Regions from separate parts of the Homo sapiens genome. Here region 2 is linked to region 1. Evidence: read pairs that join two places in POLR2A ChIA-PET (ENCODE). Cell type or tissue: GM12878. All regions are shown on one strand. Each heading gives the region's core, and the rest is flanking DNA. Links, peaks and the distances in the headings are about the cores only. Region 1 overlaps LOC102725082 (a long non-coding RNA gene). Region 2 overlaps IKZF2 (IKAROS family zinc finger 2).

Evidence for each region. ChIA-PET counts read pairs that join two places held together with the same protein. Peaks named below come from ENCODE experiments on the same cell type or tissue, not always from the same donor. Only the 100,000 strongest peaks of a DNase experiment are listed, where the experiment ranks them.
Region 2: POLR2A ChIA-PET joins it to region 1 with 5 read pairs; 3 of 35 experiments call an interaction of 5 or more read pairs at or near these places.

Annotation. Positions count from the first base shown.
Region 1 is chr2:212,946,720-212,959,905 of GRCh38, reverse strand. The region is part of intron 2 of LOC102725082 (a long non-coding RNA gene); the gene reads left to right. LOC107985980 (a long non-coding RNA gene) reads right to left here. Exons shown (of 5, transcript XR_007088067.1): 4 at 12,850-12,995; 5 at 12,257-12,442. Among named protein-coding and RNA genes, the nearest start is that of MIR4776-2, 27 kb to the right of the region's middle. RefSeq lists an enhancer at 6,313-6,412. In GM12878, for the core only: no CTCF peak of the experiment used is centred there; a DNase peak (open chromatin) is centred at 6,475; H3K27ac peaks cover 554 bases.
Region 2 is chr2:213,005,152-213,009,151 of GRCh38, reverse strand. It overlaps IKZF2 (IKAROS family zinc finger 2), which reads left to right. Exons shown (of 9, transcript NM_001387220.1): 9 at 1,068-4,000. The coding sequence ends at 1,792. Among named protein-coding and RNA genes, the nearest start is that of MIR4776-2, 81 kb to the right of the region's middle. In GM12878, for the core only: no CTCF peak of the experiment used is centred there; no DNase peak of the experiment used is centred there.

The sequences.
Region 1 (13,186 bases), core at 4,355-8,354:
AACAGGATTGCATTCCTCATTAACCAATCAGGGCCATTTGGTAACTGGGATATCATCTGGAAGGAACAGATATCCAAGATGCCTGAAATGTAAAGTGCATTCAGACTTGCTTGCCTGGACAAAGCCCCAGTAGAAGAAAATGTATAGTACAGATACTTGGATGCCATGTAAGGAGTTACTAGCCAGCTGGGCAGAGTGAGTGACATTTGGTTGAGGCAGGGTGTGGGCACAGTACTCCAGGCAATCTGGCTTTCATCTTCCCTCGTATTTATTTGGCAAACTCAGCCATCATTCCTCACTACTCCCCCTCATATCTGAAGCAGTCATCTTGGGGTGAGAGGATTTATTATAAATTTCACATAGTGTTACTTAAAGAGCTTTCCAAGGGAAATAGATCCTCCTGGAAAACATGCCCAGGTCAAAGAGGAATATAGTATGGCAGCACCAACCCTAACCTGGCCTGATTGACCTCAACTATTTCTGGCTTCCTTGTGTCCCTGAGATCTTCCTTTGTACTTCTAGACGAGCCCTAATCATGTTGCAGCCTCTTTAGGTAGGGAAGAGAGAACACACTCACTATGAGATAGAAGCTCCATTTTCCTTGGTAAGCTGAGGTGCTATGAAGGCTAGACAGAAGAAAAGCATTCAGTCATCTTCACTGTTTACTGCCTCTATTTGGGGGGAAGGCATCATTTCCTCATTCTGATAAAGGGTAGTAAAGAGAACATCTATTCCCAGATGACTCATTGGTTTTTAGCTTTCTTTGTCCCTCCCATGTCTGACCGGCTTTATTCAGGACAAAGTTGGGGAATCAGCTGTAAGGAATTGCCTGGTGCAACTTAGTTCAAAGAAGGAAAGATGTGTGCTCACACACGCACACAAATAAGTGGGAGCTGCTTCGTTCCCTCAGAGTCACAGTCTTATGATTTCCTTTGTGCTTTAATCAGGACCATAAGTAGGGCATGTGACTAGGACAAGGAGGTTACCGTTTGAAGGTGGTAATGGAATAGGGTTACATTTGTTCCATTTCCTATGCTCTTTACATTCACGAGATCATTATCATGAAAACGGATTTGTGCTGTGCCATTTCCTGTTCTTGTTACAATCTTTATCATGACAAGAAGGTACTAGGTTTTAACGCCTGGTGTTACATTTAACTGTTTTTAATAACTGCTATGTAGTATGACTTTTCTTCCCATATTGTGTTGTCTGCACAAAAAGTAAAGGTGATGCAGTCCAGGAATTTGAGTGTTGGTTTACTGAGTGTCTTGAGGCTCTGAAATATCAGGGTAGGGGACACATCTTCTTCTTTCGATATCCCAACCTAACCAACAGAACTTTCACAAGAGGCTCTGACTTGCTACTGCATCTTCCACGTAGATTTCAGATGCCCACTTTTCTTATCCCTGACTCTTTATAGTCCAAATGACACTTCTAGTGACAGTCAGATTGTATAACTTAAGGGGCAAGGCAGTACAGTTTCCAATTATCATCAAAGAATTTCCCCAGCATTACCATGCTGAGACTTCAGGCTGTTGATACGGATTAGATCAAAAATAGAACATGGTATAATAAGAACCTTTGCTTCCTGGCATGGGCTAGAATCAGAATAGCTAATGGTACAACACTTTCAAGCTCTCCTTTCTTTAAAAGTAGGTTTAGTCCTTGTGAAAGCTGCTGAGTTGACAGCTCAGGATACTATGGATAGAAAAATGATAAGCTTTCCCTCCCTGCTTTTCCCAATATACCTTCGGCCTGCCCTGGAGGGAATGTCTCAAGAAGAGAAAGGTTAGTTCTTTTTCCAGGTACTTTTAATCTTTGAATTTGGGAGTAGGAGGATTATCCAAGCTGATTATAAAGAATGTTTCAAGATGGGGCTATGTTTCTCCTAAGAACAAAGCTAAAATTGACAGATCATTTCATTCAGGCAACTACAAAACCACCCAGCTAGAATCAGTTTTGAAATCATGTGTGTCTTCTCATAAGGGACCTCCAGAGCTCTCCAAGTGAGTTTTGCAATGGCTTGTGTGTGGTTGAAGTTTTAAGAACTCAACCTTTTGAGGAAGATAGGGTACAGCATTTGCTTCATAGCTAGTGCTAATGAAGAACCAGTCATTGCTAATGCTGACCCACCTGCATTTCTTCATAGCCACCAAGCTCAGAGCAATGGAGCTGACTAGGAGGAACTAAAGACTTCAGTGATAGGTTGGGGTTGGCAGGGTAGACAAAGTCTCCCAAAACTTGGTGGAATAGAGCTGAGAATTCCACCCCTTCCTTACACAAGCCTTATTCATAAACTTTGGGGTGGGGATCCATTGATGCATTTCAGGGGAGTTATGAAATTCCTGAAATTCTATATAAATTTCATTGTAAGCTAATGAACTATTTTTTTTCTCTCCTGAGGGTGTGCCTTCCTAGCTTTTATCTAATTTTCAAGGAGCTCTATGACGTCCCACTTTTTAAGAGCCACTGCTTTAGATAGTCAAGTCTCTTTCCTCCAGTCCTGGGACCAATTGTCACCCGACCCACTCAGAAGACACTTAGAGAAAAAAAGGCGTTAGATTACTGATAACACTTAAGTTGATTTCTCATTTCCAAAAACTTGACTCCCTCTCATTCAGGCTGTTTTCTTATTTGCTAAATATATTTTTATCTTTGACTTTGAACTTTTTGAAATGACATGTGTATAATGTATTTGATGTCTAGAATAACATCTTATAAAGCAAACTCTTTGACTACATGCATAATCGTGGCTTGTTCATCTGCCAGCACCACCCACCATAAGGAAAGGAAGGGTTCCCTTAATAAGTACTACCTTTTTAAGAAAGTGAAACTAAGAAAAATTTCACCCAACTTATAAAGGATAAAAATCCATTTTTAAATATAGCAATTCTCCTCTCAGAAATAATCTTGAGTGCCAATAAAAACATAACCACATTGCTTGCTCTTATTTAAAAAAAAAAATAGAAAAGAAGCTAAAGAGAACAGCTCCTCCTTTTCCACCGAATATTGTTCTGGGGAGTTCATAAGGTCAGGAACTTGACACTGGTTTCGGGTGGAAGCCAGTCAAGCAGGATTTCTTTGCCCTCTGGACAAATGGTTGGCCTACTTCAGGAATTTTGAGTAATTATTGCTGCTCTCTTCAGCCAGGAGAAATGTACTTTTCACAAAGAGAAGAGCTTGTGGCATTAACTTAATCCCACTGCCTGAGTGCACAAAATCAGTTTTGCTCTGCAGAATTATAGTTCCTAATTTATGAATATGAGAATTATTTCATCTCACCCCTTGGGTCTTTGTGAAAATGAAGCACTCATGGTGTTGCCTAGAGCATGATGTGATGCCCAGCATCATGTACTTCCTGGAGGATATCACTTCATAAATGCAAGGTACTAAGAGGAGCAGATTGCTGTTCCTGGTATGTCCAATGCTGTTTTTCACTAAGAAGTATAGAGGCAGCAGTTTTGTGCCTTCAACCATGCCAGTCAAGAATTTTGAATTTTCACTCTTTCCCATTAGAATTACTCCTAATCATTCCCATAAAGACACATTTGCAGTAGCTGAACTCTGGAGCATCACAGTCAGACATTTGCAATGAGATTATTATGGTATTGTTTTGAAACAAGTAGTTGTATAAACTAAGTGTTTCTATGATCAAGTTCTTGAACAAAATTATCATCTAAATTAATTTGAAGAGGACACGGTTTTGGCAACCACTGGCCACAATTGCCGGTAGCCCTATTTTCATCAGAAAAGCAAAGGTCTCTTCATATTTAACTCCCTCTTAATATCCCTTGGTGGTTTCTATTGTTTTGGAATCATTCTCTACCATACATAACAAGTCCTATGAACCATATGGGATTACCTGTCCAAATTCCCAGGGAACAGGGTAGCTGTGAGTATTTTTGTATGCCCCTATAGCATTGCCATAATGCCACCTCAGATTACTAGAGTAATCCTCACCAAAAACCCTCCAGGCAACTAACATGTCAGGAATTATTCTACTTATAATAGGAGGCCCATTAACACTGAAAAATAATATATTATTTTTTCACATGCACACAAATATATTGATTCAAATGTGTGTACATTTTGATCTAGTATTAACAATCTTGCCTATGTTTTTTTGGTAATCTGAGAGTTTTTGTATTTTTTTTAATTTGAGAGAGGGAGTATTGTGTATTTTTTTTTTTTGAATTACAATCAATCCATAGCATTTAGTTGGTCTTTCAGCCCAAGTGAAACAAACACAACACCAATTCCTAACTTTTACGCAGCCTATGCAAATGACCTTCTATCCAATTAAGCAGGCAGCAAGCCTAGTATTTTAAGTAGAGGTAGTTTCTCAATACTTTTTGACCCATGTTTGTGGATTGCTTTAATGTCATTTCACTACTAAAAAAGAGTTTCTAGATTAAAAAATAGTTTATAGTTTAATTCTGTGATATTACACAATTTGGCTTGGTGTCTAGTCACTCAAGCTTTTCACTTGTATTTTTAAATTACCATTTTAGGGACACAGTAAGAAAAAACAGCTTTAATGGCATTTAGTTATTTTGAGCTCATTAGATATAATTAAAAGTCTACAAGGAAGCTTTTCAAGTCAGTACCCAATTATGGGATTTAGCTAAACTTTTGAAATATGACAGTTAAGTTTGTGGGCATGCTGTACGTCAGAATTTTGCTTCTTATACCCTATTTGGGCCATGTGAATTCAGACAGGCCCAAACTGAGGAATCCCAATTTATGAACCTTCACTTTGTTTGCTCAAACTTGAGTGTCCAGATTTTTTAAACAGCTTATCATAGAAGAAGATTTAACAATGAGATCTGTTCTCTTAACAAATTTTAAAGTGTTCAATACAGTATTGTTAACTACGGGCACAATGTTGTACAGCAGATCTCTAGAGCTTCATCTTTCATAACAAACCTTATACCAACTAAACTTTCCATTTCTCCCTCTCCCCAGCCCCTGGCAATCACCATTCTACTCTCTTCTTCAATGGTTTTGACTATTTTCAATACCTCATATAAGTAGAATTATACAGTATTAGTTCTTCTGTGATTGGCTTATTTTACTTAGCATAATGTCCTCAGAGTTCACCTATGTCATGACATATGGCAGGATTTTCTTTTTTCAAGGCTAAGTAATATTCCATTGTATGTATATACCACAATATCTTTATTCCTTCATCCTTTGATGGACATTAAGAGTTTTTCCATATCTTGGTTATTGTGAATAATGCTAGAGTGAACATGGGAGTGTGAATATCTCTTTGAGATCTTGATTTTAATTCTTTTGGATAAATACCTAGAGTAGGATTGCTGGATTATATGGTAGTTTTGTTTTTAATTTTTTCAGGAATCTCCATACTGTTTTCTATAGTGGCTGTACTATTTTACATTCCCACCAAGAGTATAATAGATGAGGGTTCCAATTTCTCCACATCTTTGTCAATATTTTTAATAACACCCACCCTAACAGGTATGAAGTGATATTTTATTGTGGTTTTGATTTGCATTTCCCTGACGATTAGCAATGTTGAGCACTTTTTCATATACCTGTTGGCCATTTGTATGTCTTTATGGAATTTATAGAATAGACATTTAAAGAAATGTCTATTCAAGTCCTTTGCCCATTTTTAAAATCAGGTTATTTGGTTTTCTGTTTGTTTTGTTTTTGCTACTGAATTATAGAAGTTAAGTGTCTAGATTTGATATTCAATGAGATATCTTCTAGGAAAATGATTTTTATCTGTTTAAAAATACTTTTGTTGGCACCATTTAAATGAATATTGGGAAATATTTTTCTTCTGTCAAGAAATGTTGGTATTAGAAGTATCAATAAAACAAAATTAAGTTCTTTGCTAATTTTTGTAAATTAAGTGATGGTGTTAGCTCCATTATACCTCCTTGATTCCATGAGCATACCAACATTATAGAGCCCTCATATAGAAAATGTATAACCCTCCTATGGTGGCCAGGGAGTGTGCTACCTGAGCCTCTCTCTAACAAAGGCCTTGCTGATCAGCTGCCAGGAATGCAATTAGGTGACGGCCTCCAGCTATAGCACCTTTGGGATCCACCACAGCATTTAAGCTAAGGCCAGGCTTTTCCTGACATAACTCCTAGGTAAGGACTGAGCACAATCACTACAACGCTCCTGATTCCCAGCCATTCCAACTCACAGGCTCCCCTGTGGGCAGTCTTTATGACAGAGCTCCCTGGTTGGGCTGGCTGAGACTTTCTCAGAGCTGCACCCTAATCACAGGCTTTTCCTACTTAATCCTCCTTCCTGCCCCTCACCTTTCACACATGTCATGATCTGAAGGCTTTCCCTGTCTACTCCTGCTCCTTCTCTCCCTTATATTTCAAAATCATTATCCCAATAAATCTCTTGTACTTCTGGTTTCCATCTTGAGGTCTGCCTTCCTGAGGTCCTAACCAGCACACCTCCCCTGAGTCCCAAATGCCTTTCTAGCTATAGTGCCATTTCTTTTTCTGCTCTACAATAGAACTTCTCACGAGAGTGGTCTAATCTGTGGCTTTCACTTTCTACTCCCTGCTCACTTGTTAACCCCCATCTATCTGTCTTTCATTAGTAATACTCCACTGAGAAACTACCATGAAAGTCACCACCTTACTTACCTCCATATTATAAATCCAACAGGTATTTTCCTATCATCTTATTTTGTCTCTCAGTGACACTTGATATATTTTTTCTGTACCCTCAGAAAAACAAAACAAATTTTTCACTGTCAAATCAGAGAGGTGATATCAGGTTGTTGTTAAGAACATAGCCTCTGGATTTAGATAGCTTTGATTTGAATCCTACATCTGCCACTTTTGAGCTGTATAAAGTTGGGAAAATTGTTTAACCCCACTGTGCCTCAGTTTTCCTGTCTGTAAAATGGGGGTAATAATAGTACCTACCTTTTGAAATTGAGGGGATTGAATGTAAGGCAATCACAGCAGTATTTGGCACCGTGATTGCTAGTCGTCGTCGTCGTCGTCATCATCATCATCATCATCATCATTATCATCATTCAAGGACACATGTTTTTGGTTTTTCTCCCCCTTCTCTGTGTGCTCCATCCCTATCTTCTTTGCTAGTTGCTTCTTACAAATGAGACCTCTAAATGTTGAAGTGCTCCAGAGCTTGATCTCTAGCCATACTTTTTCCTAGCCCTGTGAATTTGTATACCACCAGATGCCAATTCCTCCTAAATGCGTCTCCTCAGCCTTGACCCAAATCCAACAGCATATTTGACATTTTTACTTGTATAAAAATGTTTTAACATACCAAAAACAAGACTCATGATAATTCCCCATCTTGTCAAAATCTGTGCTAAGATTCCCCCATCCCCAATTTTCCTTACTTGCTCAAGTTGAAAATCCAGGGGTCTTTGATTTTTCCACTTTTATCTGTCAGATTTGATCCTTCTGTAACTCTATTTCTCCTACTACCTCCTTGGTCTAAACCAGCAAGTTTTCCCCCATCTCTAGCCTGGATTACTGAAATGACCACCAATCTGAGCTTCTAGCTCTCACTTTTTTTCCTGTCTGCAGTGGATTAAGCACCCAATTGCCAAGTTTATCTTTTGAACAGGCAGTGAAATTATGTTTGTGTTGTTTTGTTTTGTTTCGAGACAGGGTCTCACTCTGTCACCCAGGCTGGAGTGCAATGGTGCAATCATGGCTCACTGCAGCCTTGATCTCCTAGGCTTTAGTGATTTTCCCATCTCAGCCTGCTGAGTAGCTGGGACCACAGGCACACACCACTAACCCTTTATTTATTTATTTATTTATTTATTTATTTTGTAGAGACGGTGTCTTGCTATGTTGTCCAGGCTGGTCTAGAATTCCTGGGCTCAAGGGATCCACCTGCCTTGGCCTCCCAAAGTAAAAGTATCTTTATTTTCCTATTTAAAATGCTCTTTCAGCTTCTGATTGAATTTAGAATGAAATCTGAACACTCTTCTTTGGACTACATGATGCTATAAGTCCTGGTGACAGTCTCCCACTGTCTCTTTCTGCAGTGGATTAAGCACCCAATTGCCAAGTTTATCTTTTTCAACAGGTAGTGAAATTATGTTTGTGTTGTTGTTTTGTTTTGTTTTGTTTGTTTTGAGACAGGGTCTCACTCTGTCACCCAGGCTGGAGTGCAGTGGTACACTCACTGTCTCTTGTCAGTGCCCCTCACTGTGCTCAGCCAGACTGGTGCACCCACTGGCCTTTAAACACCCTAAACTCCTATCTGCTTCAGGGGCCTTGGGTTTGCTCTTCCCTCTAAATTCAGTGCTTTTCCTTGACTCTCCCAGGCTGGCTACTTTAACTCAAATTTCAGGTTTTGACTCAGAGGGCACCACCTCTGGGAGGCTGCCTCTGACCAGTTATCTAAAGGAACATCCCTATCCTTGATTATTCAGCCTTTTCTACCATTCATGAAAAATTTGAAATTATCTTGGTTGTTTATTTCTTTGCTTGTTTATGATCTATCATTCCACATTAGAATTTAACCCTCTTGAAAGAGAAAGACCTTGTCTTTCTTGTTCATACTTGTATGCCCACCACCTAGAGCAGTACCTGGTACACAGCAGGCACTTAATAAATATTGGCTGCATTAATACATGAATGGCTGAATCTTGGCAGACAGCAGACAGTTTTACAAAGCAATGACAAGATAATGATTCACAATTTAAAGAGACCACTCTGGATAATAAAATATAGACACAACTCTTATTTTCTGCACTAGAAATTGTAGATGTCAGATAGCCAAGTGGCAATATTAAAAATAGAAACTATTTTAATATTCAAAACATTAAAAAACTAATATCTTTGTCATGGACTGCTATATGAAGTTCAGGTTATGTTAAAGTTTATGTAGATGTTGGGATGAGGGGACATCAACATTTCTTAAATATCTATTATGTGCCCTGAACTCAGCTAGGGTATTCACATTAAAAATTTTCTACATGTACATATTTGTTAGAATATGCTCATTTTCTACATTTATCTTAAATTGATTAAAATAAGCCATAATATTTATATATAAATAGAAAATAGAAATTTCACATTAATTCTTTTTATGATTATAAAATGACACTTGAAATCTAAGTAACATAGATTATGGCACCTTAAGATAATTTAGGAAACTATAAAGTTACTTTTAATTGGGATGTAATGCATTTTACATTTTAGCACATCATAAATCAGGAATAAAAATTATGCTATATTTTAAGTAGAATACTTTCCTGAATACTTTTAGTGATTATGTAAGGCAAAGGAAGGTATTTAAAAGATAAAAATGACAGCAACCAGCTAAGCCAGGTGATTTACTAAGTACTTGGCCAGTAGGGTTTCAGTGAGATAGCCAACTGATCATTTAACCAATTTAAACAACTGAAAAAGTTTAGGTAACTTGTCTAAATTCACTCAGGTAGTAATCATCTTAGCAAAGATTTGCACCCAGATCACTCTGATTTCAAGCTCTTAACCCATTGCTAGGCAATGGTTCAATAGCCTGTAAAGGTAAATCACCCTAATGAGAAAAAGCCAAGTTCTTTACTGCCGTAGCTGCAGCAGTAAAACCCACAAGGGATTTTTCTCTTGGTTCAAATAATATTTTATTAGAACTTCAGTTATAAAAGTCTGTGATGAGACCTGGATCTCTGCAGAGTTGTGGGTGAAGTTCTATGGGAATCCTTTGGTGTATTAGACGGCAGCAGACTCCCTTGGGTGTCTCACTTTCATGAGCACTAGAAATTCACACAAGTGCCAGTGGGAAGATTTGAAAGGCTCCCAGAGCTGACCCAGAGTCTGAATGCCCCTTGCCTGTACTTCCTAGTAGGAGATTCTGACTTGATCAATTCCACAGTTTTGATCATAGCCAGCAGTGACTATACATGGTGTGCGGGCAGTACTTAAAGCTCCCTGAGGGATGAAATGCCTCATCACTCAGCAACCACTTTGGCAAACTAAAGGGTAACATTCATTGGCTCTGAACAAGTGAATAAGAGAAACAGCTCCCAAATCTCTGGAGGAAAACATGATAGAATAAAAAAAAAAAAAAAAAAAAAAAAAAAACTACTGACTTAAAAAAGCCCTTCTAATCCAATCTTAAAATTTTCACAAATCCATGTAATAACTACAAATCTATTTGCAGTTGGAAATCCAGACACTTTAAGGAGGGTCTCAACAAAGTCATGTTTCAAAACATACCAGTTATTTTATTCATTCATTTATTCAATATTTACTAAGTCCCTATTATGTGTCAGATACAGTTCTAGGCCCCAAGGATACAGCCTGAACAAAAAGTCCCTGATCTCAAGGAGAAAGAGAGATAAATAGATAACATATCAGGTGGTGATCAGTGTGAGGAAGAAAAATAAAATAAAGTAAGAAACAGAGGACTGGGAGGAGGGAAATGGATACTGTTTCCTCATGGTAGTCAGGGAAGGAAGGTCTATTTGATAAAAGACATGAAGAAAATAAAGGAGCAAAACTTTCTGACCATTTGTGGAAGGAATAGCAAGAGCAGGATGGTGCATGAGCCATTTATAGAAATCAATGTGGCTGAAGCAGAGTCAAGTTGGGGAAGAGGAGGAGCAAGAAGTACCGTGGAACCAAGGCAGATGCCACTGTGTGGGCTTCCCTAGGACTAAAGCTTTTACTATGAGTGAGATGAAAAGTGATTAGAGGGTCTTGAGCAAAGGAGAAACATGATGATGGTTCATAATGTAAAGGGATCATTCTGGATAAAAGATTATAGGAGTTAAGGTGGACGCTGAGAAATCAGTAGGAAGCTACTCCGATTGTTCAGGAAAGAGTCAATGGTTTGAATCAAGGTAAATGCTATGATGGTCATGAGAAATGGTCAGATCTAGATGTATTTTGAAGGCATAGCTGCCAGACTTTGCTGATAGCTTAACTGTGGAACGTGGCAGATAAAGAGAGTGGTTTACGGATGATCTGGGGCCATTTATGCAGATTGGGAAAATTGGAGGAGAAACCGTTTAATGAAGGTAAAAAAAAATTGAGTTCTTTTAGAGACCTGTTAATTTTGAGACAACTTTAGATAGCCAAATGGAGTAAACAGTTGGATATAGACACCTGGATTTCAGGGGATAGGCCCATGCTGAAGATAGCATTTTAGGAGTCATTCACAATATGAGGATGTAGTTAAACAGGGATCTAAAGAGATCACCAAGGAAGTGAGGCACAATGGTAACAGCTAAAGTTGAGAGAATATTTAGTATGTGCCAGGCATTATTCTAAGGCCTTACTTATATTAAACTCAACCCTCATAGCAGCACTATGAGGTAGATACCATTATTCAGCACTTGAAGAAACTGAGGCACAGAGAGGCTAAAGTTAATCTTTTCCAGATCGCAAAGCTAGATAAGTGGAAGTGGCAAGATTCAGACACAGACAGGTACCAGAGTCCTCCACAGAGGAGCAAGGTCCACATTGCCACTTTCAGACCTTGTTTCTGCTTCAGTGTCCTGTACTCCCCTCAGTAATGGTCAGAACAAAGAATAAAAACAAAAATCAGAGTTTTGTACCATTTAAATTCTAGGCTCACACAATCATTAACGCTAGAAAAGGGAAGATTCATAAACAAGCTGTTAAAAACAAAACACAACAGTCAAACAAACCTTCCCTTAAAAGAAAGGCAAACAACCCAAGGAAAGAAACTAAGATACTTTTTATCTTATTCTATTTACTAGATTTCATCTATAGGTTGTAAGATGCCTTTCAATTTGAGAGATCTAAAAGCAGGAGGAAATGTGTCTTAGAATTAATGAAATATGACATTTAAACTTTTTTCAGCAGCCTGCTTATTTTGTTGACTATGCTCTAAGCATTATTTCACCAGGAATGCATTGTTTTTAATATGCTTGCCATTATAGTAGACCACAATGCCTCCTCTATAATAGAAATGACTTTCTTTTCTAAAAATAATATTCAACGTGAGCAGTAAAACCTTCATTTTTAACCCTCTAGTTATCTTATTGTGCATAACAGTTCAGAGTGATGTTCATAACGATGGCTGATGATGGGCACAAGAAACATGTATAATTTTATATTTTTATTGAGAGTGGGATCTTTATCTCATTATCTTGATATTGCTAATATAGCAGGGGCTTGCCAAATCTTTACTAAATTAAAATATAGACATTTCAACTTAAAATATTGTTCCTAGTGTCAAAATATTACCATGTACATATGCAAAATTCATATACAATGCTCACCTTTTATCACTTTTGAATTTTGCTGATGTGCCCAAGTGCAATATTCATGAAAATAACCATGTTATTTTTGCTGAGTTAATGTGTATATTTATCAAACTTCTTTATCTTGGGTATCTCTGGACATGACCAAACAGAGCATGCAGCATGCCACTAAAGAAGTTGTTGCCATTATCCAGGGTTGGCAAAGAGGAACTGCAAAGAGGCAAACAATTAAAACAGTAGCACAAACCTTGAAAACATTATGCTAAGTTAAATAGTGGTGATGGCTGCACAACAATGTGAATATATGTAATGCCACTCAATTGTGTACTCAGAAATTAATTTTGCATTTTATATATATATATTTTACTGCAATAAACAAAATGAACACAAACTGTAGGGAAGCTACAATGCTACATTTCTCCATTCTTACTTAAGTGGTTTTCTAAAGACTTGGCAGGAAAAGTGGGAATGCATGTACCCACTTATAGAAGCATATGTGCACACATCTACCGGCATAACATGCTTCTTGTCTCCAAACAAATGATTTTCCCATCTCCTCCAAAGCCAGCATCAACCCTGAAATTTGGTTTTTAGTTTACTTCAAACATGCAATTTACCGATTGATTTTAGGATATCTCTTCACTCAGTACTTGCTTACAGACCCCTGGAATGAAGGCCTGAATTTGCCCTGGGTTGAAGAGGCCTCCTTTGAAGTCATGAGCTGTTTGTCCTTGGGTCATTTACAATGGGACCTCATCACCTGCTGGGAGAATATGAGAGGCTGTTTGAGAAAGTCTTAAAAACAAAGTTTCCCAGGGTTGGGAGATCAAATACTTTGGAAAATACAGCTTAACGTCTTTTTCTCCTAGAACCAGGATATGATGGAAAGGGCACACAGCCTTGCCAGCTGGCAGATCTCGGTTCCACATCTGTCCAAGCTCCCATTTCCCATGT
Region 2 (4,000 bases), core at 1-4,000, 54 kb before region 1:
TATGGGAAGCTAGCAATGGGTGTACGTACCAGCACTATCACATACACATGTCTAAATAAGAAAGGATGATATAAAAATGAATATTAATTTCAAGAAGCAAAACAATGAGACAAGATTTTCCGAGTTTATGAGCAAATACTTTTTGAAATAACTCTTAATTTTATTTTTAAATAACCCTACATTTCATTCATTTTTATTAGGTGGTACTACTTTTAAAAGTATTTTAATAATGACTTTTAAAAAATCTCCAGAATGACATATATGGGTTATATATATTTTTTCTGAAATAGTGGCCGAATCAACCAACTTAACCCTACACAACAGTGAGGTGCCATATGTTATAACCAGATCACTCTCACTTTTATGATCTTTGTAGCTTGGTCACTAATGTTTAAAATATGCAAAATCAAGCATAGTCTCTGACTTGTTTTTACTGGGTATTCTTCCTCCTATTCTCCTTGAGCTCTATTCAAGTGAGAATTTTAAAAGAAAATGAAAATATGATAAACTCAATCATATCTTTCAGACTAGATGCATTCTCATGATGGCATCAGAACAAATGCAAATGGCTTACAAAATTTTTATTGCTTTTATATTTTTTTCATGTCAAGAATATTTGTGGCCAGACCCAGTGTCTCATGCCTGTAATCGTAACACTTTGGGAGGCCAAGGTGGGTGGATCACTTGAGGCCAGGAGTTCTAGACCAGCCTGGCTAACAGGGCAAAACCCTATCTCTACTAAAAATACAAAAATTAGCCAGGTATGGGGGCGCATGCCTGTAATTCCAGCTACTCAGGTGGCTGAGGCATGAGAATCCCTTGAACTGGAGAGGTGGAGGTTGCAGTGAGCAGAGATCACACCCTGAGACTCTGTCTCAAAAAAAAAAAAAATGTGTGTGAGCATCAGCAGAATTGCCCAAATACTTGACTTATAGAGTAATATATACCAAATTATGAAAAATGGAGGCAATCAGTCAACTTCGTACCCTTTCATATTTTTAATCTGATACTAATGTTGTTGTATTTTTTTTTTTTTTTTACTTCTTTCACCTCCCACTCCCTTCCAGGGGAAAAGCTCATGCGATTCAGCTACCCAGATATTCACTTTGATATGAACTTAACATATGAGAAGGAGGCTGAGCTGATGCAGTCTCATATGATGGACCAAGCCATCAACAATGCAATCACCTACCTTGGAGCTGAGGCCCTTCACCCTCTGATGCAGCACCCGCCAAGCACAATCGCTGAAGTGGCCCCAGTTATAAGCTCAGCTTATTCTCAGGTCTATCATCCAAATAGGATAGAAAGACCCATTAGCAGGGAAACTGCTGATAGTCATGAAAACAACATGGATGGCCCCATCTCTCTCATCAGACCAAAGAGTCGACCCCAGGAAAGAGAGGCCTCTCCCAGCAATAGCTGCCTGGATTCCACTGACTCAGAAAGCAGCCATGATGACCACCAGTCCTACCAAGGACACCCTGCCTTAAATCCCAAGAGGAAACAAAGCCCAGCTTACATGAAGGAGGATGTCAAAGCTTTGGATACTACCAAGGCTCCTAAGGGCTCTCTGAAGGACATCTACAAGGTCTTCAATGGAGAAGGAGAACAGATTAGGGCCTTCAAGTGTGAGCACTGCCGAGTCCTTTTCCTAGACCATGTCATGTACACCATTCACATGGGTTGCCATGGCTACCGGGACCCACTGGAATGCAACATCTGTGGCTACAGAAGCCAGGACCGTTATGAGTTTTCATCACACATTGTTCGAGGGGAGCACACATTCCACTAGGCCTTTTCATTCCAAAGGGGACCCCTATGAAGTAAAGAACTGCACATGAAGAAATACTGCACTTACAATCCCACCTTTCCTCAAATGTTGACATACCTTTTATTTTTTTTAATATTATTACTGTTGATAATTCTTATTTTGTGGAGGCAGTGTCATTTGCTCTGCCTAATTACGATAAGGAAGAAACAGAAGAGAGAAGGGGCGGGAATATTGTTTCTTTATCACCTGGCTTGTTTATTTTGTGGGAATTTAAGAGCAGTCCATTTCTACCAAGGCATATCATGCTTTGAAAAATCACTTGATTCATAAAGATTCACCTAAGAGATTCTGATTTGCCACTGATATTCAGAATTATGATGGAAGACAGGAAAGTTCAGAGTTTTCTGGGTAGGACTTTGGTGGTTTAAAAATGGTATAAGTAACTTTATTCTTGAAAGAAGAATGTGTTTCAAACTGTAAACCAATTTTTTGTTCTTCAGAGATCATGGAACACAAACACATTGTTATTTTCAGTGATAACTCCTAAGAGGAGCTGAGTTGTTGTGGGTTCTATGTTTACTTCCCCTATGGAATTTATAATTCAGTATGTTTTACACTGTACCATATAGCAAAACTTTTAAACTACAGGTAGTTAAGGGCCACCTACAATACATCTGAGGTCCTGTGATCTTATTTTTCTAAACGTAAGCACTGTTTTTCCATAGTTTTGATGACTGGCATTTTATAGACACCCTGGCAGCCTTACTTTTAACACCTTTAAGGAATAGTATTTTTATGTAGTTTTCAGAATAACATATGGTCTAAGAGTGGATAAAAGGCAGTCAATAATTTCTGGGAGGGACTTCTACTTTCATAAATTTGTTTGAGAGGTTTTCTTTTAAAGTTGTAATGTGATGGCAGCATAGTATATGTATTTGTTTCTAAAAGTATGCTTACGATTGTCACTTTATCAGCATTTAATCAGTGTTAACCAGTCAGCAGAAAAATATAATTATGCTAACAGTAGGGGGAGAAAACCCACTTAGAAATCCCTTTTCTGGTATTTCTCTTTTCACTAGTTTTTTTCAAGATGTGACCTCCCGGTGTTCTGTCCATAGTTCATTCATCCTTTACTCTTCGAGTAGAAGGTCTTAAAAGTCTTCCTGTCGGCTGTTTCTTTCAAAATCTCCTCAGAGCAATTGCTAATTTGGCCTGAATCTGGTAACTTGAACCCTGTAAGGTTACAGAACTAGGGCTATTTATTTTAGCATTTCTTCAGTAGTATTTACTACTCTTGTTGCAAAGAAAAGGGAATGGGACTTCTTTGTAACCTGTACCTTGGACAACAGATAAAAGAAACAAAAAAATAAGAAAGTTTACTTTTACCCTTCTTGGAGTCTAGAATGTGACAGAACCCCCAAAGGAAAGTCCTGCACATTTTTCTGTTTCCAAAACATTTAATTGTGTAAGTCCTTGTCAGAAATGAATCTCAATCCCTTAGTATAGAATTCCCCTTACATGGTATAGGTTGCCATATTTCATGTGCAGATTTTAATTTCATTTATGTGGGCGCTCTGTTTTTTCTTTGCAGTCCAGCCACATTAGAGGGGAGGAACCGAGTGATATTGATTCAAGTCATTTTAGGGGGACATACTTGGAAGGCAGAACTTGCTGCTTCTGTTTGGGGAGGACAGACCTGACTGTGACTGGATTATCTGATAACCATTTGTGAATACTGAAATTCTGTTAGGCAGTAACTGATAACTGCTCTAAAGGATCATTAAATAGGATGCTGAAATTATGTATCTTAATACAGTGTGGTATGAGAATTACCAAGTCAAGAGAATTGTGGACATAAGCAAGTTTGGCCCCAATACTGCTCTTAACTCATTTTCCAGCTTACTATTTGCTATTTAAATGGTAGGCACCAGCTAAGCACTTCTAAGCACTAACACAGCTAGAACTAGGCAAAAATGGTTAGAACTCAGCTCTCTTCTACTAGTCCCTGTCATAATTATTTTTGGGAAAATGTCCAAACTGCCCCCTTTAAATCTAAGGGAATGCACCAAAACAGAGATATATAGAATGTCAACCATTTCATTTTTTTTTTTCTGCATGCCTTGGTACATAGTGAACATACAACCTATTTAAAGATAAAGCATGTTTTTGAGACTCGCTCACCCCCCCCCACCCAACCACTCCCAAATAATAATTGGGATGCCATTTTTT